2 separate regions of the Mus musculus genome follow, and region 2 is linked to region 1. The links are chromatin loops, found by intact Hi-C in ENCODE. Cell type or tissue: left cerebral cortex. All regions are shown on one strand. Links, peaks and the distances in the headings refer to the core of each region. The heading gives the core; the rest is flanking DNA. Region 1 overlaps St7 (suppression of tumorigenicity 7). Region 2 overlaps Asz1 (ankyrin repeat, SAM and basic leucine zipper domain containing 1).

The links. Hi-C counts contacts between places; a loop is a spot of excess contacts. Peaks named below come from ENCODE experiments on the same cell type or tissue, not always from the same donor. Only the 100,000 strongest peaks of a DNase experiment are listed, where the experiment ranks them.
Region 2: it touches region 1 in a loop (2.8-fold over the local background); 15 of 42 quality-filtered maps call a loop at or near these places.

What each region holds. Positions count from the first base shown.
Region 1 is chr6:17,917,653-17,933,634 of GRCm38, forward strand. It overlaps St7 (suppression of tumorigenicity 7), which reads left to right. Exons shown (of 16, transcript NM_001289624.1): 13 at 4,337-4,487; 14 at 13,114-13,206. Among named protein-coding and RNA genes, the nearest start is that of Gm52894, 85 kb to the left of the region's middle. In left cerebral cortex, for the core only: a CTCF peak has its summit at 7,824; DNase peaks (open chromatin) are centred at 5,916, 6,647, 6,987 and 7,781; H3K27ac peaks cover 994 bases.
Region 2 is chr6:18,071,509-18,087,490 of GRCm38, forward strand. Asz1 (ankyrin repeat, SAM and basic leucine zipper domain containing 1) reads right to left here. Exons shown (of 13, transcript NM_023729.3): 5 at 5,645-5,756; 6 at 4,997-5,131; 7 at 4,253-4,377; 8 at 3,318-3,393; 9 at 2,254-2,310; 10 at 457-566. Among named protein-coding and RNA genes, the nearest start is that of Asz1, 30 kb to the right of the region's middle. In left cerebral cortex, for the core only: a CTCF peak has its summit at 7,305 (motif pointing left); a DNase peak (open chromatin) is centred at 7,302.

The sequences.
Region 1 (15,982 bases), core at 4,495-12,494:
ATGCAGGCAAGATAGCACAGAATGCTGACTTAGCTAATAGAAACCCAGTCGCTAATACAGACAGGCAGAGCATGTGCTCTGATTTGCAAAGTACAGTTAGCCTAATTGATTTCTGCATACTTGTGGATAGGGATCTGCCCTCTTCCATTTATTTTCCTCTTGACAAGTAGGATGTGAAATGTTGTTCCATGCCTTTCTAATTTAAATGTTGCACATGTTGAGACCTGATATTGCCAGCCGTTTTAAGCTTGGCCCCAAACACAGCACATTGTTGTTATTAGCCTTCATCAGTTGGTTACAGCCAACATTCTATTTGGAACTATAAGAAGTATAAATCTCCGTTATAGACATAACCTATTCCTGCCATAAAACAGATATAGCGAGAATGCCGGGCTAAGTCTCCTGGGTGAATTGCTTTTGTTGCCCTCATTACTCTGACTAGGTCAGGAGTGCTTACTTTGAGACTGTTCTTGGGAAATAATGTTTGAATTTAAGTTAGCATATGTATGTTAAAGGTGCTTTAAAGGGAGTATCGAGACAAATTAAGATCAAGACAGCAAAGTTTATGTTCTTGAGGATTTTGTGATTGAGCTGACAAAGGGGCACATATAAGCCTGGTGCTGTAGAGAGCATATCCATGCGTCAAGAACAGAGGAGCTTAGAGGGGAGCAGGGCATCACCTCACAGCCTATACTGTGGACTATGTGTGCTGTCCCTGGAGACACGGGCCTGCATCCCAAGGACACCAAGGAACCATTCTGTCTCCCTAACACTTACTACCTTTTGTCAAGGGCATGTAGATATCCTGGTGGTCAACAATTCTTTTAAAATTACATTTTGTTTTATTATTTATTATAGTTTTATTATAATGCATATTTATTTTCAATGAGTATATGTTCCTAACAAAGGGTATTTGTATATTTTTTCTTATTGTTTGAGAAATCTGTGTATCTATACAATGTGATTTTTTTAAATATAATTTTAAATTTTCTTGAAAATACAATTTTTTGTACAACATACTCTGAGCATAATTTATCCTCTCCCAGCTCCTTCAAGATCTTCCCACCTTCCTAACTACTCATCCATACCACTTTTTCTCTCTACTAGAAAACAAATAGGCAAATCCAGAATAGGACAAAACTACAAGAAAAAAAAAGAGCCAAAGAAAAAGTGTAAGAAACATGTTCAGATGCAGAAACATGCATACACTTGCACACATAGAAATCCTATTTAAAAAAAAATTGGAGACCATTCTATGTAAGCAAAAGATCTGTAAGGTCAAAATGTGCCCAGATAAGGCATTATGAAACAAAAACCCTCCAAAAATAACATTGAGTTTGTTCTATGTTGACCATTTGAGCACCCTGCCTTTAAGTGTGGTTTTATACCCAGTGAGAGTACATTAGAGAAAATTAATTTTTCTTTTGCAAATGATTGTCAATTGGAGATAGCTTCTGGGTTAAGGATGGGAGCCCATGTCTACCTGAACATCTCTGCACAGGGACTCCTTCTGGCTTACAGTGCAAGCCCTGTGCATGCTGCCACAGTCTTCTAGTTCACATCTGCATCAGCTCTGACTATAAGGCCTTGTTTCCTTGGTGTCATCCATGCCTACTGGTTCTTACAATCCTTCGACCTCCTCCTCTGCAAAGTTCCCTGAACTTCAAAGGGATTTGATGGAGATGTACCATTTAGGATTGAGTGTTCCAAGGTCTCTCACTACACATAGTCCATCTGTGGATCTTTTTGTTCCCATCTGCTTCTGGAGAAAGCGTCTCTGATGATGGTCAAGTGGGACACTGGTCTATGAGGATAGAAGAATGTCTTTAGGAGTGATTTTATTGCTATGGTCCTTTAGCAGGACAGTAGTATTTGGTAATTTCTGTAGGTCCATGGCCTATCTAGCCTCAGGTTCTTGGCCACTGGAGCAGTGACAGATGTGTTTCATCTCATAACGTGGGCCTTAAATCCAGTCACACAGTGGTTGGTTACTCCAACAACTTTTGTGCCCTAATTGCATGTGTTTAAAATAATTGGTGGCTGGGTTAGTATTTACCTGTATCTTCTGATGGTGTGCAAAGTACCGTTGAGTACCATGAATACTAGACAGTAGGAGGATAAGCTCTAAGTGGGCACCACCTTGACTTCTCTGTGTTCACTGAGTTATTACAATGTGATTTTAATTGAAGTCATTCCCACTCCCTCTACTTCAATTCCTTTCTTACCTCCCCCCACCATATCTTCTCCCAACATCATGTCTGTGTTATGGGGTTTTGTTTTGTTAGGTTTTGTTTTTCTTATTTTTTCTCCCATTAAATCTGATCAGTGCTGCGAGTATGTATACGGGTCACGGCATCTACTGAAGCACGGATAGCTTCTCGGAAGGGAGCCCCATCCTTGAAGAAAAGTCATTCTTTTACCATTCATCAATTTCCAGTAGTTGCACATCTAGGGCTGAGACTCTCTGATCACCTCCCATCTCCATGTTGGGATGTTTGTTTGGTTTGATCTTGCGCACGTACAACTGTTGTGAGCTTATGTGTCCAACTGCCCTGTTCTGGACAGACTATTTTCATGTAGTATTTTTGCCTCTGGCTCTATAATCTTTCTGCTGCCCTTTCTTTGCCCATAACCTTAGGAGCAGGGGTGCTGTAGATGTCACATTTAGGGCTTAGAACTGCAGACTCTCATTCTCTGAATGTTGACCAATTGTGAGTCTCTCTGTGAATTCATATACTGATAAAAGAAGATTGTCCATTGAGGGTTGACACGCTAATTTATTGCTTTAAAGATAAGTCATTATGAGTGAATTAAATATACATTTAGGAGAATAATAATAGTAGGTTCTCCGCTAGGGCCTATGGCCTATCTAGTCATAGGTACTTAGCCCTGTAATAGTGCTAGGTTGAGTTCCATCTAAAAACTGGTCTAGTTATTTGCAGTTTTGGAAAAAAAATCTTTAATAATGTGAATGTTCTTTCAAATTTCCAGTGCAGTAGTCATTAGCCACATGCAGTATTTGAGGACTCAACATATGGATAGTAGAATCAAACTGAATTTTTATGTTCTTTAATTTTAATTAAAGTAACTACATAACCACCACTTTAGGCCCTTGCCTGGACAGTTGGTAATTTTCTGAGCCCTCCACTGGGGTTATCTCTGCTGTGTATTCTAGTTTGCTTTCAACCTACAAATAGGAAAATACCCACTAAATTTATCCTTATGTCTTCCTATTGCTGAAGGTCCTTTAGCCCAAGAGAAAATGTGTAATGAAGCAGTTTTAAGAGATTTTCCTAGTGCTAGAAGTAAGAAGAAAAGTAGATTACACTTTCCCTCGGCCCCCATCTGATTCCATGCCACCGTGAAATGTTCCACTCTACCTCAGTTGACTAAACCAACTTATCATATTTAGTTTCAAGATTCATATAGCATCTTCCTCATTTTTGACTAGTTGGCAGTATAGTTGTGAATGATTACTAAAATCTCAGATCAAGATCTTATTCTCATTAGATAAGATTTGTTCCTCATTAGTTTTGCTCAAGATTACTGATGGTAGCAAAACGGTCTCCCTGTGCTTTCTTACTCTGAAACTGTGTAACTAGTGTTGTCCATAGCACGATATGAGTTCTAGATGTTTGAGGATGATTGATAGTCTTGGGGGCTTATAAGACTATTACTAGCATTATGTAACTTATAGTGGAATCTATTAAAATAACAGAATCATGAAGGGATAGCCAGCTGTATCTGAGTATAAAGTATGCCCTTTATATTTATCTTATAGGTAATTTAATTATGTTTTGATTATAACTATAGTGCTAGTTGGATTGATAGCATTACTTTCTATTGATAGCATTACTTACTATTGTTCCCACATACCAATAGTTCTTTCACAAAACAATGTCCTTTTTTATATACCTGTATAGAAAAAAAGATACATGGTTAGTGTTCCCAATGCCAAATCTCTTTAATGCAGGTGGTTCACATAACTGCTTGACTTCATATGTCTGCTTCGTGTATTTTCATTGTGGTTATAAAATTATATAAAATCATTGTCTCCTCTACATTTTTCCTTTACCTGCTTGAGCCTATATTAATTTTTTTTGATTAGAGTATTTCAGCCTACAAGTCTTCATGGAAGGAAACAAATACAAAGCTAATCAGCTGTCCACCAACTCTGAATATTGCTGGGGCTATCAATAGCCTTCAAATGTAGCCATGAGGTTGGAGGTTTGATGAATGTTTGTGAATGGTGGTTTTAGGGAAGCCAGCCTATTTCAGTGTTGAATTCATAATCACTGTATAGTAACACATCTGTCTCCTGCTGTTTTAATTTCAGTATCTACTAGAAATGAAAAGCTTAATCCTCCCACCAGAACACATCCTGAAGAGAGGAGACAGTGAAGCGATAGCATATGCATTCTTTCATCTTGCACACTGGAAGAGGGTGGAAGGGGCTTTGAATCTCTTGCATTGTACGTGGGAAGGCAGTAAGTAATTTTTTTTCTTTGAACAATCTTTAAGAACATGGAGTGCTAGAACTGTTTATGCCTCAACAGTTCATGATGAACAATGAGAATTGGCAAGTCTGTTTTTTGTTTGATGCTCCGGATCCCCAGAGATAGGGGTGTTGCTCTTGTGGTGCCACATCAAGATTAGAAGCATACCTCCATACAAGAGATAACTGATCTGAGTCTGCTAGATAAATGCTTTACCACCCAGCAAACCCTCTCTGGAGATCTGCCCAGCCCCTTGACATCATTGTCACAATGAAGTCTTGTGCTGGACCCTGCTTACTGTTTTGTATAGCCTCAGCTGTAGAGTTGGATAAGAGACACAGTTATTGCACTGAAATGAAATTGAGCATCCACAAAAGCACCCTAGATATGTTTCAAAAAGCAGCAGTGTCCACTATGGGAGTGGCTTCTGGGAGGTGGGGCACCCCTGTGAATAATAAATGTCTGTTAGATGGCCCTGTCATGTTGTCTACAGTTGCTGTCATTCTGTGTAGGGAAACAGGCTCTAAGGGCAGGTGACATGCATGTCTCCACCTTCTCCTCCTTGTTCTCTGTGGGCAGGAGGAAAGGGATGCCTGTGTCAGCTGTCTGGTGATGTTTTCAGAAGGTAGAGGTTTGTGGGTTAGAACACCAAGGGCAAAGTCTGGCAACAAGTGAGCAAGCCCCGAGAACCAGGGTGATAGAGAAGCAAGCAGAATATGTCAAGAAATGGCAAGTTGTTGGGCTGTTGGGAGACTGTGAATTAAGGAAGAAGCAGCAGTCCTATGTTATTGGACAACATGGACAGTGAAGCACTGCTAATCCCCAATTAAGCAAAGCAAGCATAGCAGCTGGCATTTAACCAAATAATATTAGAGTGTCAGTTTTTTCCTGTTGTATCCTAATTTTAATCAGGCTCACAAACAAGTTTTTTTAATCCCCTTTTTTCTCTATCTTTTCTGCTTCCATTTTCACTTTGATAAGCTTCGGTTTCTTCTTGTTTCTGCCGTTCATGGCTCAGGAAGAGTGTAGCTTGGTTCAGGAAGTGATGTGGGCTGAAAGTAAATTGACAGAGATGCTTTCAAAAGCGGTTGGAAATTTTTTATTACTTCTTGGAAATTTTTTTCTCAGATAATTAACAAGCTTTCTTTGTATAATTTTCTGCTTACAACTTGAAAGATATGGACTTGACAATGCTTCTCCCTCTGCTTGGTAAATGCAATATAGCCATGTGTTGAGGTCAGTAGACTCCCTCAAGAAACTATGTGCTTGTACACAGTCTCCTACAACTTGTGCTGATCATGGCTTGTAATGCTGGTTGTTAAAAGGACAAAAGGAAATGTTAATTCAACATGAGAAAGATTCCTAAGAGCTCATCCAATATGAGTCATCACATCCAGTGTGGAAAGCTAAACAGAGGAATTGGCTTAGAGCCATACCAATAGGTTGGCATCCTTGGAACACGAGTAGCAACTCACCAGTTGGACCTCCTGGAAAGGATCCACAACTGCACAAAGCTCAGGGTGATAAATACATGGTCTTAGCAGTGACCACGAAGAGTGAAAACATTTGTTTGGGAGAATGATTGGAAACACCGGGAAGACAGTAATCAGGGAGCAGCATGGAGTTTCTCTGAAACAACTGGGAAGGGTCATGAGACAGAGAGAACCAGACAACTACACGCTGAACTGCCAAACTGAGCAGGGTAGGAGTACCAGGGAATTACCTTAAGATGCATGGATAGAAGGCATTATTAAGATTAAGTGGGTGAATTTTTATACATAAAATAGTAAGGTAAGGAAACCAGATCCCTATAGAAAATGTCAGCTGGGAATTTGATATTTACAGACAAACATTTCCTGTAAAAAGCAGATAGCTGTGACCCCAGCCCAAATCTGGTCCAGTGCCATTCATTCTCCAGAGACAGCCATGCTGAGCAACTGGAGAGCAGATGTGCACGAGTGTGCTTCCTGTGTGCTAGATGCAGGAGGAGAGCTGAGCACCAGGAACCTCCAGGCATGTTTTCACGCCCAGGTGTTGTCCACGGGTCTTGCGTTTGTGTCTTTTCGCTTGCAGCAGGGATAATGTTCTAGCTTAGGCAGAAAGCCGTTGCTGACTCTGGGCTCCAGTGCGGTGAGCGGCTACTCAGTGCGGTGAGTGGCTGTTTGGTTCAGACAGTCAGGAGGCGGAGCAAGCCCACATTTCTCCTCTGCAGTGAGTGCATGGAAGGGAAGAGACAAGTTGTCTTTGAAGCATTTGCTTGGAAGGTAAAAATTTAGATTTACATCACCACATATAAGCTAGAATATGCTGTCTTACACTTAGTACTTCAATAGTTTAGAAAGTGACTCATCCTGGTTAAAATTAAAACATGCTATTTCTCTAACATTGCTTTAAACATTTCAATAATAATAAGAAAATAGACAGTACATGTGTATAAAAAGGGAAAGAAACGGAAGTGAACGTACCTAACCTCAGCTGCTGTGCTGAGCGGCGAGCAGCTTCCATTGTGTTCTTGACATTGGTACTCGTCACGTTTTGCACAATTTTCATGTGTGGTTTCAATAAGCAAAGATGTATACGAATTTATGTGTGTATGCTTATGCATTCACATACACATATCTAGAAAAAAATTCTCATGATACATGTTTTCAGCCTTTCTTTTCTTTTCCTTTTTTTTCTCTTCTTTTCTTTCTTTCTTTCTCTCTTTCTTTCTTTCTTTCTTTCTTTCTTTTTTAAAGAAAAAGCCTTAAGGCTTCCCTGCAATTTAGAAGAAAGTATTACCACTCCAGCCTCAAGCATTTGTTTGAAATCTTTTGGCCTTTCTTCTAGATCTGTGATTTTTTTTTTTTTTTTTTACATTTAAATTAGAGATTCAGTTCTGTGTTTAAAAGATTTCTTTTTACTCTTTTAAAAGTACGTGTATGGGGCTGGGAGGGACGGGTAATGCCCATGAGTGCAGCTGCACAGAGACCAGAGGAATTGATTGGATCCCCTAGATCTAGAGTACTGAGGGCTTTGTGCCAACAAGCTGCCCAGTGTGGGTGCTGAGAACTAACTCAGGCCCTCTGGAAGAGGAGTTTACTCTTTTAACTTCGGGGACGGCTCTCCAGCCCCACAGCTGTGTTTTACATCAGAGGACTTGGATTAGAATTCTGCCTCAGCTGCTGAGAGTGGTGTCCATTTACCTAACCTTGGAAACTGTAAAGCCGTAATGAAGGAGAATGTCACATGTTGGTGACCTCCAAGCTGTTGAGGCAGCTCTTCATGATGGCGTGCTCTCCCCAGCTGCTTGACCAGAAGAGGCTGCACTTCTCCCAATCTGCCGCTTGGTGGCGCCTTTTGACATCTCCAGCATCAGAGTTCAGGTTTTCTTCTGAGTCATTAATTTTCTTCATTCTGAAATATAAGACCATTCCCAACTCCACCCAACATCCAAATTTTATTAGAAAGAGAACTCAGGACAGAAGATCTCACCAGGTTCCATGTACAAAATGTTGTCTTTTAGAAATATTTTTAAACAAAACAACCTTGGTTCTGTCTTAAGTGTTGATGGGGGTAGAAATAGAAAGTTGCTTTTTTTCTCTTTCAATGAAATTCTTATGTTAGAGAATTAGTCACTCTGTAGAATTAAGTGGGTTTCCATCAACTATGTGGAACCCTCCCTCCTTTTTATGAAGTCAAAGTCTGGCTGATATATAACAGAGATGATGTTTGAAGCATATGGTTCTTAAGCAAAGGGGTTGGGGGGGGGGAGATACATCCTTGAATTCTCAACCACAAATACATCAGCATTTCAAAGCTTTCTAAAATGTTTGATTCATCACTGTCCCAGCCCCCAAAATTATACAATCAAAGTCCAGATAATTAAAAATAAAAGGGAAGAGTTTCTACTTTAAGCCTTTGTGTTTCTTGGACTGTTGCATGACTGCCACCATATCGGAATTATGTTTGCTTTAAACACTGCTGGCCCTGGTTCTCCTCACACATGCAGCACAAGCTGAATGCAAAGATCACGTAAGAATGAAAGCAAGGTCTCATTTCCGCTGAGTTTGCACTGGTAACCACTTTACGTGGTCTGTTTTCATCTTCTGTTTTACCTATACTGAGTACTCATGCATCATTATCTCCTCCCACCTTGAACTCTAAGGCTCTCCATTGGCAGTGTTTATTTTAGAATGCATGGTTTTTGTTGATTGCAACCTTGAACTTTAATTTTCATGTTCTATACACTAGAAGATGACTATGCCATGGGGTAAACCACTTAGCTTTTCTTTGTGTCTATGCTTTTCCACTCAAGCAAATAGAATTCTTTATTTTCTTTGTGGAGCCCCCACCCCAAGAATCCACTAAATAATGTATAAGATCTGAAGGTGGTGTTTCTGAGGGAGCTAAGCAGAGGGTTTCCACTGAGAAGGGAAAATGGCCCATTGTTGAAGCCTAGGATAAGATTATGATTCTAATTTATTCTCTTTGAACCTGATGTCAAATGCTCTTCGCTGTGAGATGTGGTTCTTAGGGCACTTCCTCTAGTTAAGCCTTCCCTCAATAAGGCTGGAAGCACTGGGACTCCTAACTGACCCCTGCCCCTACTCCTAACAGATCTAAGGATGCATTTTATGATTTGAAAGAAAGCAGCCATTGGATAAAGACCCTGGTCAGAGCTGACCCACTGTTATGGCATGAGAGTCAGGGCCTTCCTGTGTTTCCAAGGCTGGCCTCAAACATGCAGGTTACAGTGATTTTCCTGCTCTAGTCTTTAGAATAGTGCAACAGGCTTGTTCCTGTAACCTTAGCTTTACTTAAGTTCTGAAAGAAATGCTGTCTTCCTAGTTGCATATAATTCATTGAGAAAACGTTTACTGAATCCTTCCCCTGTAGCAGGCTTTATGTTTGAAGAAATGAATGTAAAAAATGCTTTGTAAGAAGTCTTTGTGTGTGTATACATGTATTCTCCAATCATGTTTTATGCATATATGTACATAGGCAACTTCACATGTATTTGTGCATGTAGACAGATAGTGCAGGTGGTGCTAGTATGGCCATAGGAACAGAGAATAAGGGTTGAGGGTCACTAATGAGTGAGGAAGTTCACTGTAAAACCCTAGAATTCCTCCTTCAAAATTAGGAAAAACCATACTTAAATCCAACCAAAGGAAAATGAGTTTCTCAAGGTCAGTTTACTTCACTGTTATAGTTGAAAGAATATGGATCAAAAGCCAGGCTTTGATCTCTGTCTTTTCCTTATTTCTGCATTGAAATGACTAATGAAAGACAGGTGGCCTTCATGCCCGGTACTTGTACTGCAGTCAGACACAGTGCAGACGACCTGTATTTGGATGATTCTGTTGGGCTCCAGCAGCTGCAGGCCCATTTGTTAGCACACAGCAGCACTTCCACCCAGTGCTCCCCGATGCAGAAGGTGAGGGCTTGGGGTTCAGAGGAGGAGGAGGGAAGGTGCTGAGAACCCTGACCTGGACAGGGCAGCTTGGCCCTTGGGTCTGAACTGTCTCAGCACAGGGGCAGTTGTCCTTAGAATCTGCTGCAAAGACCGTTCTGACAAGAGACTAACGATAGGACATGGAGCTGGAATTCACTCTCAGGTCCCTGTGCTACAGATAATCTCAATAGTGTTCTGTTTGACAGGAAAAATATCAACCAAGTGTCAGCTAAATATCAAAACGTGTCTTCTATCCGTCTGTGTAACGGGAGGGTGACTGTTTGTAATTGTCTCGTGTCTCCAGCCTCTATCCATCTGTGGCTTTGTTGATACTCGCTCGGATGCTGCTGAGGGCTTCTGACCCATATGGCACTGAGCAGTGTGGTACCTAGGAAGTGCCTTTGACTAGGGAGAGCGGAAGACGGCACATGCTGTCTAGGTAGACTAGGTTGTACAGGATGTTTTGGTGTGCTTTGGAACTTTAGTGACACCTCTGACGAAAGGGGCAAGCAGCATCAAGATGAAGAGCGTGCCCCATGAAGAAAGAAGTAGAAATGCCGCTTGTGTACCATTTTTTTAAAGTAGCCTAGGTTTACTGCTTTGTTTTGAACCACATATCTGTACAATTTTAATTTATCTAAAATATGTTTCTAAAAGACTTTTAGGAATTACATAGTCATTTGAAAATAGTATCTTCAAATAGTCTATTTCTATTCATATTTGAACCACTCAATAAGTGTCTTCTTAGGATTTACACTGACAAAATCTCTGGACATTTGGTGAAAGCTTTAAGAGTCATGAAACCAGTGCTCGTCTCAGTGAAAGGGACAGGAGGTAGGAGGGAAGCTGGCAGGGGCAGGGTAAGGCCTGCGCCCGTTTCTTCAGACCCATTCTTATCTCAGGCTCTGTTGGACCCTGCACAGCAGGGTGGGTGGAGGATAGAATTGCAAGTGGAAATTGTGTTTGCTTTTGTTTAGTGAAGCCAAATCTTAATATTATTTTATGAACTTAATGTAAATGATATCTGACATGAGGAAAAGAAATCTTAAGGATTCCATAAAAATGCAGGAAACATATCTCTATATATTTATAAATTGTGCAATAGCAAAATCTCCACCCTTTCTGAAAAAGTTGAGAACTGATTAAAAGAAAAAGAAAAGGATTAAGTTGATGCATAAAGTTCTCTGTGCCAAGTATGGAGGGAGAAGTCTCACTTGAAGATTTCTATAGTCAAGTAACTCTCAAGGGTGTGTGCCTACATTTTTCTTTAAACAAATCCTTTCATGAAGTTCAAACTGACTTCAATTCTGAATGAAGTTTACTTTTCAAAATTAGTAGCAATTGTGAAAACTGTGTTGTTTTTCTTTTTTTATCACATGAACCCAAATAGATTACAAAACAATAGCCTAGTTGCGTGGAGAGTAACACACAGAGAGAGTAAAAGTGGGGGATGCTTTCAGAGAAACTATCATTTATAAAAAGGTGTATTGAAATCCTGCCTTTCTGCAGCTTCAATGTAAAAGTACAAGCTCCCCAGAAAATATTTTAGGGAATGGATGCTACATAATTGCTTCAAGGATTTTTTTTCTTTATATGTTTTGTTTTGTTTGTTTTCTCTAATGTTTTGTGCTGTTTGTTCTCCTTGTATTGCAAGTCTTTCTTTGGTGAGAGAGATACTGGTTTCTTCAAAATCTTGTGACTGAACAACTCTGCTGTCACTTGAGCTAACTGGCAAAAGTCAACTTTGTTTATGGGAGAGGTCAGATTGAAGTAGGGTGAACCTTCAGTTATAGGAAGAGCTAAAGTCTGGGGTGTTTTTAATGTTTTAATCTGTTTAAGAAGTTTCTGTTACAAAAAGAAAATTTGTAACATTTTTTACCTCAGCAAACTGCCAGCAAACTGGCTCTGTTCTAATCCCACATTTATAGTGATTTATATTCTCCATGGCAATGTGCTATAACCTCACAGTGATACCACTGTGGTGTAGATTGACTGCATTCCAAATGCTGGGAATCACATACATACTGTTTTTACTTTTAAATAATATTCAGACACCAGAATAAATACCATATGTGCACTGATGCTGGTTACAATGGGACCTTGTCATTTCTTATGAGGGAGAATGTTCTTTGTTTCTGATTCTTATTTGAAATCAGTTTGCAAAAGGCACATATGTACATTGACAGCATTTTGTAAGGGCTTTGGTAATCACAGGCTAAGGGTGCAGGATGATTCCTTAACATGGAGCATTTAAAATGCTCACTGCTATCACCCCTCTCGGACACAGATACCGGCCAGAATTGTTAACTGACGTTCTCAGGGTAGTGCATGGCTTTTCTGTTCTGTATCTACAATATGCAGCCATTAAAGGACATCTGTTGAAGAAAAATTAACTCCGTGAGCACTGCTCATAGGAACAGTGAGACTAACATGCTGCTGACATTGGAACAGGGAGAATAACACACTCGATAATAGGGATGGATGGATTGATTGGAAAGCCATAATTCAGTGTAAAGCCGAGTGTCATCTGATGCCATAGACACAGAATTTAGGTGGCCTGACATCATCAAAATGTAGACGATCAATCTCTCTAGCCACCCCCACCCCACACACTATTGAAAGATTTAAAAGGTTCATAAAGTGTGGAAATACCTCTCAAATCATGTGCTTTAAGTTTTTTTTCTTTGTCCATCCTGGTTGGAGTTCTGATCCACTTAGACATGTTTTTTAAACTAGACACAGCAGAATGCCTTTCATATTTGTATAATCTGCAGCAAGCTCCAATGAGCGAGTCCACATTCACTTCTGGGGAAAGCATATCAATCCAGGTTTGAATTATTACAGTTGCTTTGGCCTTATTGAATTAGTGCTCAGAACATTTTCATAATATTTTATACATGATGAAACCCTAGGCATTGATATTGATGGTTTCCCTGCCCTCTACACCTCGTTCCCCACCCAGCTTTGTGAGCCCAGAATATATAGTGTGAGATTAATGTGTGAGTAATGCAGCATAAATGCACCCCTGACGTTTTGTCTGGCACAAGCCTCGGGGTCTGGGTAAGTCTTGCCTCTCTTAGAGCAGTGGGTTCCATTAGAAAAACGCTTAAAAGTTCTGTTCTGAGGTTGGGAAGTTAGGAGATAAATATATGCCTTTCATGTGCTGTCTTTCCTTTGTAGCTTTCCGGATGATCCCGTATCCCCTGGAGAAGGGACACCTATTTTATCCATACCCAATCTGTACAGAAACAGCTGACCGGGAGCTGCTTCCCTGTAAGTGTCTTCCCCTGCACCCTGCCTTTCATCCAGGGAGGGGGGCGTTACATGATAGGTGTGGATGTTGTTTTTATTAAGTTTCTCCCAACCCCTGGCCTTCTTTTATAGCATAGGTATAGAAATGTATTATGTGAGTGAGTTGGACTTCCTGCTTCTCTGAGTCTTTCCACATTGATCCGAGGGAAAGACCCCAAGGGCATGAAATATAGCAGAGGCATCATGTATATGTTGATCCCAGCATATGATCATACAGAGCCCTGACATCGAGCATCTTCTCTGCAGGCCAGTTTCTCGGGGAAAGGTCTACTTGGGCTCTCGTGCAGGTCTGAGGTGGTCTGTAAAAGTTGGGGTTTGAAGAGGAAATGCTGATGTAGAAGAAGCTGCAGTTCAGTCATGGGTGGGAGGGCAGGACCAGGCCACTGGTATCACTGCCAGAGGCAGAGAAGAAGGCTGGTGTGCTGTCCATGGTGATGCAATACTCTTGGCCAGACAGTTCCTGTGAACATCTCATGAGTTGCACGCACTCAGTTGGCTGACATGTTTAGAGTACACATGCAGCCCGAGCACTGTCATAGAGTGTGGGAGGAAGACCCTACCCTCAAGTGCCTTAGGCCTTCACAGCCTAATGCTCATGTGGTAACATGTGGAATGGATTGTTTTGGTTTACTGTAATACAACATTGTTTTGACAATCCAGGCTAAATAGCTATTATCCAATCAGACTGTGTGCAGGGATCATAGCTAAGCTCTTCATGTGGCCCTGACTTGGGAAATATTTTCCCCTCTCAGATGCTAATCCTCTTTTGGCTCTCCCCCTGCCCCCACCATTTCATCTTTCCTGCCATGATTTTTTTCTTTACTAGCCCTGGATATATCAATATCTAATAGCTATAGCATATATAAATATTTCCCCAAGAATAGTGTAACTTTGCAGATCTGGTACATAATAAAATTTCAGATACCACCCTTAATGATATAGTTGTAAATCTTCAGCATGGTGACACCTGGATACAAAAGCGATTGCTGCCATCAGACTGGGTCTCCTTGCTAGGCCGCCCAGCCTAGGGTTGTTGTTTAAGGAGCTGGGAGAGCTCTGTGCTGTCTTCGGGTCAAAGCTTCGTTTTAAGGCATCTGGTGCATCACATGACAGTAGTTTGATTTCAGGAAGCCCCACGTGGGCCCATAATTTACCCTTTGATGTTCCCTTCACGGAGAGCCTTACTAGAGTTTCCATTTCCTGGTAGAAAGGCAGTTTTCTGAAAAGTACCATGTTTTAAAATGTTTTAATTGCATTCAATAAGTGTCCATGAGTATAGATTAGTTATCAGAACAATATTACACTTCTTAAAAGTTTTCATAAGCCTTGAAAAAGCGAAATGTGGCTGAGATTTATTGCAATGGGTGCCATGAGTCCACTGTGACATCACTTCAGAACCTCTTATGGATTGGGTTTTGTAGAGATGTTCAGCTGTTAGGAACACTACTCATAGTTTGCCTATCAAAAGTATAATTCCTTGCATAGTGGGATCTATAGGCACTCTACCCCAGGTTTGTCCCTCAGCAGGCTGACATCCTGCCATGCAAGCAGGCAAGCTTGCATGTGCTCCAAGCCTCCTGATAGTTTCCCTTTGTTTTCAGCCCTGTTGATTGAGGCTCTGAGTAATAAAGCCAAGTGTATACTTGCATTCCTCTCCTATTTTTATTTTACTGTATTTTTAAATCATTATTGTAAAGCAATATGAGTTTATCTCTTTTCTCCTGACAGTCTAAGGATGTCTGTAGAGGATGCTATCCCAATAGACATTCACCGAAGACCTCACATATGGCTCTATGCAAACTGCAGGACTGAGGGTCACATTTCCTAGGGCTATCTAACACAAGTGTAGGAAATTCCTGATGATAACCACGTAGAAGAGTCAGGAGGGTGGGGGGAGTATGGTCTTTAGAGCGTCCTTCATAGCGTTCAAACAGTGTGCACGAGTTCTGTGAAACCCAGAAGAGCTCTGGTGTGAAAGCTTGTATTTTGATGGGGAACGAACCTTGTAGATTCTAGTGGTTCCAGGAGTCGTCTGTGAACCTGCAGTTTCTCAGCCCCTTCTGGCAAGGCCTCCCAGGCAGTTGTTTTGCCTCTGCACACACAGCCCCATGGCCCCTGGCCAGCATCTCTTACCAGCCCATGGTCACAGGCAGTCATGTGATGAGTTGAGTAGAGTTCTTCATTACAGTTCTTTATGTTTTCATACCATAGCTCTTCTGGGTTTCACAGAACTCGTGCACAGTGTTTGAACGCTATGAAGGACGCTCTAAAGACCATACCCCCCACCCTCCTGACTGTTCTAAGTGGTTATCATCAGGAATTTCCTACACTTGTGTCAGATAGCCCTAGGAAATGTGACCCTCAGTCCTGCAGTTTGCATAGAGCCATATGTGAGGTCTTCGGTGAATGTCTATTGGGATAGCATCCTCTACTGACATCCTTAGACTGTCAGGAGAAAAGAGATAAACTCATATTGCTTTACAATAATGATTTAAAAATACAATAAAATAAAAATAGGACAGGAGCTGAGAAGAAGGTATATCCTTTTGTTTTAGGATAAAATGTTCTGTAGATATCCGTTAAATCCATTTGTTTCATAACTAACCAGTACCCCTGGAGCTCGTGTCTCTAGCTGCATTTGTAGCAGAAGATGGCCTAGTCGGCCATCACTGGGAAGAGAGGCCCCTTGGTCTTGCAAGCTTTATATGCCTCAGTACAGGGGAACACCAGAGCCAAG
Region 2 (15,982 bases), core at 4,096-12,095, 150 kb after region 1:
CTCCACAGTCCTGGGATTACACACCTGGCATGTCTGGGGAGACTGGCTTGTTTATGGATTGAATTCAGGGTCTCATATCTGCATGGAAAGCCCTTCCCTTTACCAACTGGAATATAATCCCAGTTCCAGGCCTTTCAGTTTGACATCTAACATGATTTAAAGGGACTGAGAACTATGCTAGGGAAAATGTTGTATCATTTACACGATGCTATATAGCAAGATGCAAGGAAAAAAGAAGGACAAATTGTTTCTAGTCAGGTTAACAAGATGCACTGGCTTGCTTCTTTGTAAGATAATTGTATAAGCATTAACTTTAGAAAGTGCATCTGTTCAGACTACTGTATATATAACAACACATTTCCCTGGGAAAACAGTACCATTAAATCAAATACTCAGGCACTAACTAAAAAACAATACTTGGTTGCAAATAATATTAATGTAAACTGACAATTTTACCTGATTTCCAACTTTGTCACTTCAGGTAATTTTCCAAAATTTATCTCTTCTACTTCTAGTTCCTTAAGAGCAGCCAAGATTTTCTGTTGATCTTTACTAGCAATTCCATTCTAAGGAGAGAGAATTGAAAGGTTCAGTGAGACAGTTATACTCAGGCAATTTTATATTTGAGCATACTAGTGTCATTTTCTAGATGAATCTATATCTTCCAAAATAGACAAATATTGGAAAATAATGCACTTAAATAATTATTTGCTTGTACCTCAACAACGTTATACCACTAAATGGTAGGTTTATAATTAACTATAGTCATTTTTTACAACATAAAATGATAACTATGATTATTAACTCAAAGTGCTATTATTAATTATAATTTAAAATATTATCATTCAAAAATATATAATCTTTCCTGTAAAACATTGTTTAGGTTGTTATTAATGGTTAAGTGAGAATTAATTTTTTTTACCTATATTTTACCTACAATGTTAAAGTAAATTTCTTTCCTGGGCTTAGTTAAGTAGTATGTTACTTTGGTTTTTAATGATAGTGCAGATTTCACTTATCTCATGTATTCATACAGAAAAATCATTACTTTAAAATATCCTCCTTATTGAAGTTCCTCTAAAACTTCCCTCACCTATCTTTGAATTATTAATGATGATTGTGACAACACAATCAGTGCTAATTAGAAGACGATGTCTAAGCATTAAAAGTTACCTTTTACTTCAAAGTAGCCTGGTTTACAAATCCACCTCCCATTTGCAAATGAGCAGCAGCTCTAGCTAAGATATAAGAACAATACTAGGAAGCTCCATGCTCTAAGTCTGTAAGTGGGTTTCAAGCAACTTAACACTGAGGTACAATATTCACCTAGTGATTCTGTGTTGTCTCTAACCAAGAACCTACAAAAGATCAGTCTACAAAGTCACAGAGTTTTAAAAATAGAAATTCTTGGGCAAATAGATGGATCTGGAGAGTATCATCCTGAGTGAGGTAACCCAATCACAAAAGAAGTCACTTGATATGCACTCACTGATACGTGGATATTAGCCCAGAAATCTAGAATACCCAAAATACAATTTCCAAAATACAAGAAAATCAAGAAGGAAGACCAACACGTGGGTACTTCATTCCTTCCTAGAATACGGAATAAAATATCCATGGAAGGAGTTGCAGAGACAAAGTTTGGAGCTAAGATGAAAGGATGGACCATCCAGAGACTGCCCCACCTGGGAGTCCATCCCATAATCAGCCATCAAACGCAGACACTATTGCATACGCCAGCAAGATTTTGCTGAAGGGACCCTCATATAGCTGTCTCCTGTGAGGCTTTGCCAGTGCCTGGCAAATACAGAAGTGGATGCTCACAGTCATCTATAGGATGGAACACAGGGCCCCCAGTGGAGGAGCTAGAGAAAGTATCCAAGGAGCTAAAGGGAACTGCAACCCTATAGGTGGAACAACAATATGAACTAACCAGTACCCCCCCCCCCCAACCAACCCCCGAGCTCGTGTCTCTGGCTGCATATGTAGCAGAAGATGGCCTAGTCGGCCATCATTGGGAAGAGAGGCCCATTGGTCTAGCAAACTGTATATGCCCCAGTACAGGGGAACGCCAGGGCCAAGAAGTGGGAGTGAGTAGGGGAGCAGGGAGGGGGGAGGGTATGGGGGACGTTTGGGATAGCATTTGAAATGTAAATGAAGAAAATATCTAATAAAAAATATGAGAAAAAATAAAGAATGTGCAAGTTTAAAACCATCAAGGAAGCTACCTGGCACTTTGTAAGTGATACTAACCTTTGTAAGCTCGTCTTTCTTCATGGTCAGAAGGTGTCTTAAAGTTATATCCTTTTCCTGCACAAAAGACAAAAATCCCACCACTATTCAGTGTGAACAACTCACAGCAAAGCAGGAAAGTGAGTTATCACTGAACTGCTTTCTCAAATACCTTCTGGGTGTTCAGAGAGTATGTAGTTTAAACCTCACACATCACTAGTTAGATAGTATATACTCGCAAAAGCACATAGTATCTAGGTTCCCAGAATCAAAGACAATGGCTAGCACCCATGTCTCCTTAGAAAAAGAGAATGTTCTGGAAGCTTCTCCACAAAAATTATATTTTATGAATATTTAAATTTCAGATGACATTGGACTAAACTATCAATCACATGAGTTTTGGCCAAAGATTTCCTTAGACAGGAGTTTCAGCACTGTACAATGAATCCAGCTCTGAAATATTTGCAGCAATGTTCATATTCCTATGTGAATTTGTCTTAAGTCCTTTGCTTCAGTATCCTTATCTATCAGGTATCCTTACCAATATCACATATCTTATATAACTTGCCAAATGTACTATAATAAAGCATGCATTTTATATGCATTCTGTTAAATTCAAATATATTCAAACCCCACAATGCATGTTTAAAACACATACTGTTCTTGGTATATAACCCAACCTAATTTTCAGGACAACCTACACTAGTCCTTAGAGAGAAAATGATATTTAAGTAACATATGTCAGATAATAGTCAGATCAAATATCTGATACAGGATTGTCTGGTTCAAAATCATGCTTCTAGCATTACACACACACACAGCAACAACTGTAAATATAGGGATTAAATGTATATAGATTTATAAGGTAGAAATTGTGAAATTCAGACAGATTCTAACTTATATAAATTTCTAGGTTGATACAATTTTGAAGTGCTTATTATAATTAAAATAGGGTAGTCTAAAAATGAAGCAGAAATGAATGGCATGCTTGAGAATAAAGTTTAATTTTATTTTAATATAACATGTTATGCTAACTATAAACACATGCATATATAAAACTCACTCTGCTTCATATAAAATCTTACCTTTAATGAGTCTGTCATATGTTCAAGTCCAAGGCCATGTAAAAATATTTCCAGATCTCCAAACGCTGTATACGGGCTATAACATAGTGTAGCAAGGTCAGTTTCAGAGCAGAGTATACATACACAGTAATTTATGTGCATGTCTAGTCAGAGCAGGCATGGAAATGAGTAAGAACAAATCCGGGCAGAATTATTTGTAAGTTTACACAGAACATTTAAGTGCTGCATCAAAGGAACAAACTAGATTCTCTCTCTGTCCCCTTCTCTGACTTTCCTCCTACTTCCTCTTTCTTTCTACCCCTCCTTTCTAAAGCTGAAAAATTAAACTCAGAGGTTCACATAATCTAAGCAGTGAACTACATTCCCAACCCAAACAAAGTTTCTTAAGCAAAGAAAGGGAAAACATGGGTGATAATATCCAGCCCATCTTTCCTTAGATTCGAATATTCATTAGTAAGTATTTGTCATGAAATGTCGCAAATAGAAATATCTTTTAATGCAATTAACATAAAATAGATGGTAACTCTAAATGTAGTAAGTAGAGTTGGTTTGTAGCCATGTGTTGAACAACAAAGTTCAGGAACTTATTCTTTCAAATTTTTAGTTTATAAAACCAGAGAGATGATTAAAAATAACTAGAAAATAAGATCTAACACAAACAAGTTTGAATATAAATACAATCTTGATCTCTTTAATGTAAAATTTGATATTCTACTAAAAATGTATATTAAAGTCAGAGTTAGTTAAGCAAATAACTAAATAAAACTCTTCTAAACTCTAGAGAACAAGGCATCTAAAATCCAGACATTTCTAAATGGCATTTTAAAATGCTTATTAAAGTTTGAAATATCACATATCTTATATAACTTGCCAAATGTACTATAAGTAATAAAGCATGCATTTTATATGCATTCTGTTAAATTCAAATATATTACCTAAATATGTGATCTTTTTCTTTATCAGAATCTGTGGCCAACAGTTTACAAATGGTCTCTTCTTTGGTTAGCTGCTGAAGTTTTCCTTCCAATGGATTTAGAGTCAGAGAAAGAAAGTTGAAGATCTGAAAAAAGTTCCAAGTCATTCAAATATCGTTAACATTATTATTATTATCCCTTACACTGAAAAGAAGATGAACATATTATTTTTTCTATCTAGAAGAAAACTTCTAATAAGGTAAGTGGTTCAAAGACTTATAACTCTTTATCCCGAAAAAACCTTCTGTAAAACCAAGTAAAGGCTTCCTTCACTTAACATAACAATAAAATCACTGATTTAGAAATTCAGAAATCAAGGATAGCAATTAATAGTTTCCAGATGAGCTAAAGCATTTAGACAGTTATTTATAAATAGTAAGGCGATCCTCGCTGTAGCAGCATGAGTATGTATTGCATGGACAGACCCTAAGTGTGCCTCGCAAAGCAATCTATGCCTGTGACAGTGTCACGTCTAGGGACAGATTAAGGCTTTGCTATCTTTTCATATCACTTAAGTGACTAATATCATTTTGATTTAAAAAGTGAATATTCTAACAAAACAAAGTTTCATTACCTGGTTGTAGAATAAAAACTCAAGTAATTAATAATTGTTCAAAATGCTATTATTATACTTAGAAACTGTGACAAATAACATAAAAATTCTACATGATAAAATGATGACACAGTAAGTTCACAGGTGAATACCTCAAGATGTTTATTTCTTTTTGCAATCTCGCTTGGTGTTCTGCCATCTTTGGTCTGTAGCATTTTATTAGCTCCCAGTTCAAGCAACTTCAGAATTACATTTTTATGACCCTGCCGTGCTGCCCATGTTAAGGCCTGTAAGTGTGGGAAAGAAGTCTGTTTAAAAAGGGCTTCATGTGAGAAAGATAAGAAATATTTTCACCGGTATTTATGGCACAGTAAAAAGGAGAGCATAGCTAATTAGCAGAGTGATGCAATCTCCTCATTGCACAATATAATGTAAACACACGTCCAGCTGTACTTACAGATTTTACTGAACCAAACACTGTTTTACGCAGTTAAGTAATGTCATGGAATAAAGAACTTATCTGCCACTACAGATGTTTTCTAGGAAGGAATTTGTGTGCATTTTCCTGAGGCCTGGTTTTGTCGTGTGTTACAGCCTCTTTTATCAAGGGTCAAAGAGTCCCTTCCTCTGTAAGCTCTGCCCATCACAGTGCTCTTACCAGGCCAAGCCTTCTAAAACTTTCTTAACTCTTCGACAGTAAACATCAACCAAGCCAAACTACCCATTTGTGTAGGTTCTTGATATAATAGCAAAGTATCACTGTCTCAGAAACAGAAGGCACACTGAAAAGCATTTCTCACAGTATAACCATTCTCATCCTGGGCGTTAACTTCGGCTCCGTGAGCCACAAGCAGAGCCACAACCTGAGTATGACCGTCTCGGGCAGCATACATGATTGGCGTCATAAGTCTCCTAGAGAGGAAGAGGAAAGAAACACATGTGTTCATGTTACCACCAGCAGCCAGTCAATCTCATGGGCATATGCACATACAATATCATCAATAGTGTTTTAAGAGAAAACAGAAGGTAACAAGAGCTTTTAATGTAGCAGGCAAGTTTTAAAAACACAATTGAGTATCAGAGTTCTATCAACCACACTCCAGAACCCATGCCCAGACAGTAAACACAAATTCAACTCTGTCTTTTTGTGTGTACCTTCTGTTTTGATATTTTGTCTCATTGGCTGTTTATTTTGACCTTTTGGTTTTGTTCTGGAGGGGAGAGAGGAGGGAGAGAAGGAGGGAAGCAGAGAGGTGGGGAGGTGCAGGGGGGAGTGAAGGAGGGAGGAGGAGGTAGGGAGGGAAGGAGGGAGGGAGGTGTGTTGAGCCAGAAAATAAAACATGAAGTTGGAGGGGGGAGGATCTTGGAGGAGTTAAAGGAGGAGAAAAGACTATGATCAAAATACACTACATGTAAAATATTTTTAAATTAATCTGTAGTAAATAAGCATTACTTACACCTACCATATAGTGAAGAAATGCACATGTGAGTTTAAGTTAATCCCCATTTTCTAATATGAACAGTGAGTTTATACCTTCCTCTAGAATTTAATCAGAGAGCCCATTTTGCTTATGCTGGGAATCCAGAGATAGAAGACACAGATAAGGCCACAACACTGGGTCTCATGCCTTAATCTAGTCTGTTATCATCCCATTTTAGTTTAGGATAGCATTTTATTTTCAGTGAGAATATACTCTAATCCAGAAAGAGTTCAAACCACTCATTTGCCAAATACTTCCTGAGTTTTTTTTTTTTCTGGGAAATATTAGTGGTTTCTCTATAACTTATCACTCCCTCATGTTAGAGATTCAATCCATCTACTCCTGAAATTTAGTTTCTAGGGCCATTCAAAGGAGACTAAAATAATTCTATTTTTTGTATATGAGTGGAATGTAAATATAATCTGTCTTATGGGAGATCTGACATTTTGGGCCCAGTGCTTTGGAGTCACCCACATTATCTGACTTAATGTATGAACAACTTTAGAGATGAATCACTTATGGAATGATCTAAGAATCCCACATTTTGACCTGAAGTTAATGTTTCTATTCACATTACTTATGCTATCAACAAACAGTACTTCTCTATATAGGTTTATTAGCTGGAGGTATGTCCTGAATGTGACTTCTTCACACCAATAATTTTAGCAAAACCACTGACACTAGTCTCTTTTTCTTGTCTAGATTTTGAATTCAAATGTTTCATTTTTAAGTTCCAGGAGGCATTATTTTCTATGTTAAACTCAAATTTTATGTAACCATGATTTTAAAAACAGTTTTTGCTATTCTCCTTGAGCAATTTTGTGTACCACAAAAACTCTGTTAATTCTTTACCCAGATTTGGGAAAGAATCATTCTCTATTTTGTCTCTGGGCTTTGTCTTATTGTTGAAATAGTTTTAATGCAGAAATCCATGCAGACCCTGAACATCAAGTGTATTATGCAGTAGGTCTACTGGTTCCCTCTAGTGGTCAGTATAATCACTGGGGGGAATTAATTTGAATTAAATGGATGAGGACCTGGACCAGATAATGTATCCTGCGAGGATCTTACTTTAAATGTCAGTGGTGTCCCTGATAAGGAAAACAGTTTTGAGTTCATATATATATATGTATATATATACACATATATATATATGTCAAAGTATTTTATCTTCACTCTTAGATGATGAAAAACTAGACACATAATTTCAGATTCATAATGGAATGCTCAGTACATTTGTCTTCTTCCATATATAGCTGTTAAATTGCCAAATAACAACAATCATTTTTGCATAGGAAGTGTTTTGATATGAAATTTCCTTGATAAGCTCTAAAATTCTTTAAAGGTATTTTGAAGCTGTAATATACATATATATTTTAATTCTTAATTAATATGTGTATGCTACTTGTTTACTTTGCTTTTCTTGCTGCTATAACAGAAGTATTTTAATGTGGGAAGGGTTTATTCTGCTCACAGTTCAAGGGTACCCTTTACAGAGGTGAAGGGATGTCAATAGGCCCTTGAGGCATCTGGTCACGTCACATCCTCAGAACAGCAGAGAATGCTAATGCTTAGTTCCCTCTTTCCTTTTCACTCAGTTCTGGGATTTCCAGCCATGGAACTTTGTCATCTGGTTAGGGTATGTCTTTACATCTCAGCTCACCTGAGATAGAACGCCCCCCTCACAAACCTGCCAAGAGATTTGTTTTCCAGGCAAGTTTAGATCCTGCCATGTTGACAATATTAACCATAAAACTTAGAATTACGTATGGCACAAATATTTTCTCATGGAAGGCAAGAACCCTTTACTATTTATTAATGTATGTGACTATTCCTGACCACTAGTGCTTCAAGGGCAGCACATCTACCTTTTATTTTTTTTCTTGGAACCTTTTCTTTAGATATAACCCTGGTCTTTCCTGAGTTCAAACCTCAGCTTTCTGGAAGCTTATTAGACAGTAGAACTTCTGACAATGTTCTTCATGGTTTGTATATTTTCTTTAGAGATTCCCTTTCTATTACCTGTTGTGTTATAGTCTAGACAATTTCTTCACATCTACCCTCTAAGCCACTTAGCTACTCTCAGCAGTAGCTCACTTAATATTTTACAGCTATACTTAACTTTATTATACAGCCACTTTAATACTTTGTTGCAGTTGTTTCACAAAGCCTATCTGCTATTCTGTGGCAGCACACTCCTCTTTTATTCCTCAGAATGATAAGGCATGTCCTTTTAATGGCCTTTTCTAGTCTAAGTTTTTCTTTTTCTAGTCTAAGTCACTTTTCTTGGATTAGGTGTCCCTGTTTAACCTTGGGATGCTGCTCTTTCTCTGGATTTTAATGTCTACATACCCTGTTTTCTGGCCTATTGGTATGATCCAGTAAAACACAGAAGACTCAAGTCAGATGCCTTGCCCTTGTATGACAGTAATGCAGATTTTAGGTATTTCTAAGGCCTTTTTCAGGCCAGAAACACTCTTTCTTGTTTTAAATGGGACTTTAATTTTTAAATTTTGATCACTGGTGAGTGGAACACAACATCTGTTCCAACAAAACCCAGAGTGCCTGGGGCCAGCTGGAGCACAGACATAGGAACCCCGCCGGACCAATGGTTCATGTTTCTTCCGGTCGGCGCTGGTCTACCTTGGTTTTGAACTCAGTGGACAGCCCCATGGTCCCCAGAGGAAGTACTACTTCCCGGCACTCTAACAAACCCAGAATCTTAGGATCCCAGGATCCGAGGAGCTTGGTCACACCAGGATCTCAGGGTCTTAGAGGAAGCTTGACTGCCAAGAACTCTGACACACACAGAATCTCAGGATCCCAGAATCACAAGATCACAAAAAATGCTAGACTCTGAGAAGTTCTGACTTAACTTGGATTACAGAAAGGACAGGCTCCAATCAGATATATCCAGGGCAGGGAGTGCTTGAGATAATCAGATGGCTGGAGGCAAGCATAAGAACAGAAGTAACAGAAACCAAGGTTACTTGGCACCATCAGAACCCAACTCTCCCACCATAGCAAGTCGTGGATACACCATCACACCAGAAAAGCAAGATATGGATCTAAAGTCACTTCTCATGAAGATGATGGAGGACTATAAGAAGGACATACATAACTCCCTTAAAGAAATAGAGGAGAACACGTCCAAACAGGTGAAAGAATTGAACAAAACTATCGAAGATCTAAAAATGGAAGTAGAAACAATAAAGAAATCACAAAGGGAGACAACTCTGAAGATAGAAATCCTAGGAAAGAAATCAGGAACCAAAGATACGAGCTTCAGCAACAGAATATAAGAGATGGAAGACAGAATCTCAGGTGCAGAAGATTCCATAGGGAACATGGACACAACAATCAAAGAAAATGCAAAATGCAAAAAGATCCTAACTCAAGACATCCAGGAAATCAAGGACACAATGAGAACACCAAACCTTAAGGATAATAGGTATAGATGAGAATGAAGATTTTCAACTTAAGGGGCCAGTAAATATCTTCAACAACATTATAGAAGAAAACTTCCCTAACCTAAAGAAAGAGATGCCCATGACCATACAAGAAGCCTACAGAACTCCAAATAGACTGGACCAGAAAAAAAATTCCTACCGACAGATAATTATCAGAACAACGAATGCACTAAATAAGGATAGAATATTAAAAGCAGTAAGGGAGAAAGGTCAAGTAACATATAAAGGAAGGCCTATCAGAATTACACCAGACTTCTCAACAGAGACTATGAAAGCCAGAAGATCCTGGACAGATGTTATAGAGACCCTAAGAGAACACAAATGCCAGCCCAGGCTACTATGCCCAGCAAAACTCTCAATTACCAGAGATGGAGAAATCAAAGTATTCCATGACAAAACCAAATTCACACAATATCCTCCACGAATCCAGCCCTTCAAAGGATAATAAAGAGAAAACTCCAACACAAGGAGGGAAATGACACCCTAGAAAAAGCAAGAAAGCAATCCTTCAAGAAACCTAAAAGAAGATAGCCCCAAGAACAGAATCCCAACTCTAACAACAAAAATAACAGGAAGTAACAATTACTTTTCCTTAATATCTCTTACTATCAATGGACTCAATTCCCCAATAAAAAGACATAGACTAACAGATTGGCTACATAAACAGGACCCAACATTTTGCTGCATACAGGAAACCCATCTCAGGAACAAAGACAGATACTACCTCAGAGTAAAAGGCTGGAAAACAATTTTCCAAGCAAAGAGTCTGAAGAAACAAGATAGAGTAGCCATTCTAATATCGAATAAAATTGACTTCCAACCCAAAGTTATTAAAAAAGACAAGGAGGGGCACTTCATACTCAGCAAAGGTAAAATCTTCCAAGATGAACTCTCAATTCTGAATATCTATGCTCCAAATGCAAGGGTATCCACATTCATTAAAGAAATGTTAGTAAAGCTCAAAGCACGCATTGCACTGCACACAGTAATAGTGGGAGACTTTAACACCCCTCTCCCTTCAATGGACAGATTCTAGAAACAAAAACTAAACAAAGACACAGTGAAACTAACAGGAGTTATGAAACTAATGGGTTTAACAGATATCTATAGAACTTTTTATCCTAAAACAAAAGAAAATATCTTTTTCTCAGCACCTCATGGTACCTTCTGCAAAATAGACCATATAATGGGTCACAAAACAGGCCTCAACAGATATAAAAATACTGAAATTATCCCATGCATTCTACCAGATCACCACAGACTAAGGTTGATTTTCAATAACAACATAAATAATAGAAAGCACACATATATGTGGAAGCTGAACAACTCTCTACTCAATGATAACTTAGTCAAGGAAGAAATAAAGAAAGAAATTAAAGACTTTTGAAAATGAAGCCACAACATACCCAAACTTATGGGACACAATGAAAGTAGTCCTAAGAGGAAAACTTATAGCTCTGAGTGCCTCCAAAAACAATCTGGAGAGAGCATACATTAGCATCTTGACAGTACACCTAAAAGTTCTAGAAAAAAATGAAGCAAATTCACCCAAGAGGAAAGTATCAAACAAAGGGCTGAAGTCAACCAAATAGAAACAAAAAAAGAATTATACAAAGAATCAACCTATCCAGGAGCTGTGTTTTTTTTTTGTTTTTTGTTTTTTTTTTTGAGAAAATCAACAAGATAGATAAACCCTTAGGCAGACTAACTAGAGGGCACAGGGACAGTATCCTAATTAACACAATCAGAAATGAAAAGGGAGACATAACAACAGAACCGGAGGAAATCCAAAACATCATCAGATCCTACTACAAAAACCTATACACAACAAAACTGGAAAACCTGGATGAAACAGACAATTTTCTAGACAGATACTAAGTACCAAAGTTAAATCAGGATCAGATTAGCAATCTAAACAGTCCCATATCCCCTAAAGAAATAGAAACAGTTATTAATAGTCTTCTGACCAAAAAAAAAAAAAAGCCCAGGACCAGATGGGTTTAGTGCAGAGTTTTATCAGACTTTCAAAGAAGACCTAGTTCCAATTCTCCTCAAACTATTCCACAAAACAGAAACAGAAGGTACTCTACCCAATTCATTCTATGAAGCCACAATTACTCTGATACCTAAACCACACAAAGATCCAACAAAGAAAGCGAACTTCAGACCAATTTCCCTTATGAATATCGATGCAAAAATACTCAATAAAATCCTTGAAAACAGAATCCAAGAACACATCAAAACGATCATCCATCCTAATTAAGTAGGTTTCATCCCAGGGATGCAGGGATGGTTCAATATATGGAAATCCATCAACATAATCCACTAAATAGACAAACTCAAAGACAAAAACCACATGATTATCTCATTAGATGCTGAGAACGCATTTGACAAAATCCAACACCCATTCATGATAAAACGTCTTGGAAAGATCAGGAATTCAAGGCCCATACCTAAACATAATAAAAGCAACATACAACAAACCAGTAGCCAACATCAAACTGAATGGAGAGAAACTTGAAGCAATCCCACTAAAATCAGGGACTAGACAAGGATGCCCACTTTCTCCCTACCTATTCAATATAGTACTTGAAGTCCTAGCCAAAGCAATTCGACAACAAAAGGAGATCGAGGGGATACCAATTGGAAAGGAAGAAGTCAAAATATCACTATTTGCAGATGATATGATAGCGTATATAAGTGACCCTAAAAATTCCACCAGAGAACTCCTAAATCTGAAAAACAGCTTCAGTGAAGTAGCTGGATATAAAATTAACTCAAACAAGTCAATGGCCTTTCTCTATACAAAGGATAAACAGGCTGAGAAAGAAATTAGGGAAACAACACCCTTCTCAATAGTCCCAAATAATATAAAATACCTTGGCGTGACTCTAACTCAGGAAGTGAAAGATCTGTATGATAAGAACTTCAAGTCTCTGAAGAAAGAAACTGAAGATCTCAGAAGATGGAAAGATCTCCCATGTTCATGGATTGGCAGGATTAATATAGTAAAAATGGCTATCTTGCCAAAAGCAATCTACAAATTCAATGCAATCCCCATCAAAATTCCAACTCTATTTTTCAACGAATTAGTAAGGGCAATTTGCAAATTCATCTGGAATAAGAAAAAACCTAGGATAACAAAAACTATTCTCAACAATAAAAGAACCTCTGGTGGAATCACCATCCCAGACCTCAAGCTGTAATACAGAGCACTTGTGATAAAAAACTGCATGGTACTGGTACAGTGACAGAAGGTAGATCAATGGAATAGAACTAAACTGAAGACCAAGAAATAAACCTACACTCCCATGGTCACTTGATCTTTGACAAAGGTGCTAAAACCATCCAGCGGAAAGAAGACAGCATTTTCAAGAAATGGTGCTGGCTCAACTGGCGGTTATCATGTAGAAGAATTCGAATTGATTCATTCTTATCTCCTAGTACAAAGGTCAAGTCTAAGTGGATCAAGGAACTCCACATAAAACCAGAGACATTGAAACTTATAGAGGAGAAAGTGGGGAAGAGCCTCCAACACAGGGGCACCTGAGAAAAATTTCTGAAGAGAACACCAATGGCTTGTACTGTAATATCAAGAATTAACAAATGGGACCTCATAAAATAGCAAAGCCTCTGTAAGGCAAAGACACTGTCATTAAGACAAAAAGGCCTACAACAGATTGGGAAAATATCTTTACCAATCCTAAATCCGATTGGGGGCTAATATCCAATATATATAAAGAACTCAAGAATGCGGACTCCAGAAAACCAAATAACCCTGTTAAAAATGGGGTACAGAGCTAAATAAAGAATTCTCAACTGAGGAATAGAAAATGGCCGAGAAGCACCTAAAAAATGTTCAACATTCTTAATCGTCAGGGAAATGCAAATCAAAACAACCCTGAGCTTCTACCTCATACCTGTCAGAATGGCTAAGACCAAAAACTCAGGTGACAGCAGATGCTGACAAGGATGTGGAGAAAGAGGAACACTCTTGCATTACTGGTGGGATTGCAAGCTGGTACAATCACTCTGGAAATCAGTTGGGTGGTTCCTCAGAAAATTGGACATAGTACTACCGAAAGATCCAGTAATACCTCTCCTGGGCATATACCCAGAAGATGTTCCAACTTGTAATAAGGACACATGCTCCACTATGTTCATAGCAGCCTTATTTATAATCGAGCCAGAAGCTGGAACGAACCAAGATGTCCCTCAACAGAGGAATGGATACAGAACATGCTGTACATTTACACAATGGAGTACTACTAAGCTATTAAAAACAATGAATTCATGAATTTCTTAGACAAAAGATGGATTTGGAAGGTATCATTGTAAGTGAGGTAACCCAATCACAAAAGAACACACATGATATGCACTCACTCTTAAGTGGATATTAGACCAGAATATCAGAATACCCAAGACACAATTTGCAATACACATGAAATGCAACAAGAAGGAAGACCAAAGTGTGGATATTTTATTTCTTCGTAGAATGGGGAACAAAATATCCATGGAAGGAGTTACAGAGACAAAGTTTGGAGCAGAAACTGAAGGACGGACCATCAAGAAACTTCCCCACCTGGGGATCTATCCCATAAACAACCACCAAACCCAAAAAGTAGCAGATGCCAACAAAAGCTTGCTGACAGGAGCCTGATATAGCTGTCTACTGAGAGGCTCTGCCAGTGCCTGACAAATACAGAAGTGGATATTCACAGTCATCTATTAGAGGAAGCTCAGGGTCCCCAATGAAGGAGCTAGAGAAAATAACCATGGAGCTGAAGGGGTTTGCAGCTCCCTAGGAGGAACAACAATATGAACTAACCAGTACCCCCAGAGTTCTCTGGGACTAAACCACCGATCAAAGAAAACACACGGAGGGACTCATGGCTCTAGCTGCATATGTAGCTGTGGATGGCCTAGTCAGTCATCAATGAGAGGAGAGGCCCTTGGTCCTGTGAAGGTTCTATGCCCCAGTTAGGGGAATGCCAGGGCCAGGCAGGGGGAGTGGGTGGGTTGGGAGAAGGGGAAGGGAGGAGAGGATAGGGGATTTCTGGTGGGGAAACTAGGAAAGGAGATAACATTTGAAATGTAAATAAAGAAAAAGCTAATGATTTTTAAAATTTTTTATTCATTGTTTTAAATAGAATATTAAAATATTTTAGTCATTTGTTATTTAAATTTGCTGTGGTGTATCAAGGCATAGCTTCACCTTAGTATGTTGAGATTATAAAGCTATTTTTGCCCAAGGTATTGGTATTAGTCTGATTTTTCTTCTAGAAACTAGAATTTTTCATAAGGTCGACACAATTCCCTTGGTCCTTTGAATCGACAAGTTAATTTCAAAAAATTATATGAAATCCCTTGTAAGTGCTCTCATCTTAGCAAAGAAATGAGTCTCTTTATTCAGTCTTATGCAATACAGCTTAAAATTGTCTTGATTTAGGGCCTTCATTTTTCTTTTTTCTAGACATTTACATTTGCTCTCTAGAGTGGGATCTATGACAATACTGTTTTTTCAAGATAGTCAGCTTGTAAACTGAAAATCATGTGGATTTTGCATATTAGCATTAGAAAGTGATGTCATTTTATTTCTATTATTTCCAATAGTTTCTGAGCTCATTGTTTGGATTTACCAAGTGCAAAGCTAATATAATCTTAACATTACAATTTTGTTAACCCCTTCATAACTGGAAGCCAGTGGCTAATTGCTTTATTCAAAGCAACATAATTTAATGGCTCAGGTCAGAGTTCACCACTCTTTCTGTGGAAGACAACAGAGCAAATCCCTTAATCTTTGTGAGCACTCATACATGTGCCATGGTTGTAGCATTCAAATTATTACAGTGTGAAAATTTCCACAGATGAGACATAAATGAAAAAGCTGTTCTGTGGAAGGAAATTAGAATTCAGTGCTCTAATATAGTCCTGGAGGTCAGCCAACTTCAGAGTCAGAGTATATGCAGTAAGTCAGCTAGCCTAGTTTCAAAGCTAGCCTGTGTGCATTGTATCATACAAAATTTTTCTCAAACTTGACAAGTCTGACTTTCTCGCTACTCTATTTCAATAAGATTTCCACTAGAGGGCAACAAAACTCAACTTTATGGGAACATTCATTCCTGATGATGTACCTATCACGTTGTATTACAAATTAAATGGTTGGTTTACCTTCAGGAACATATTT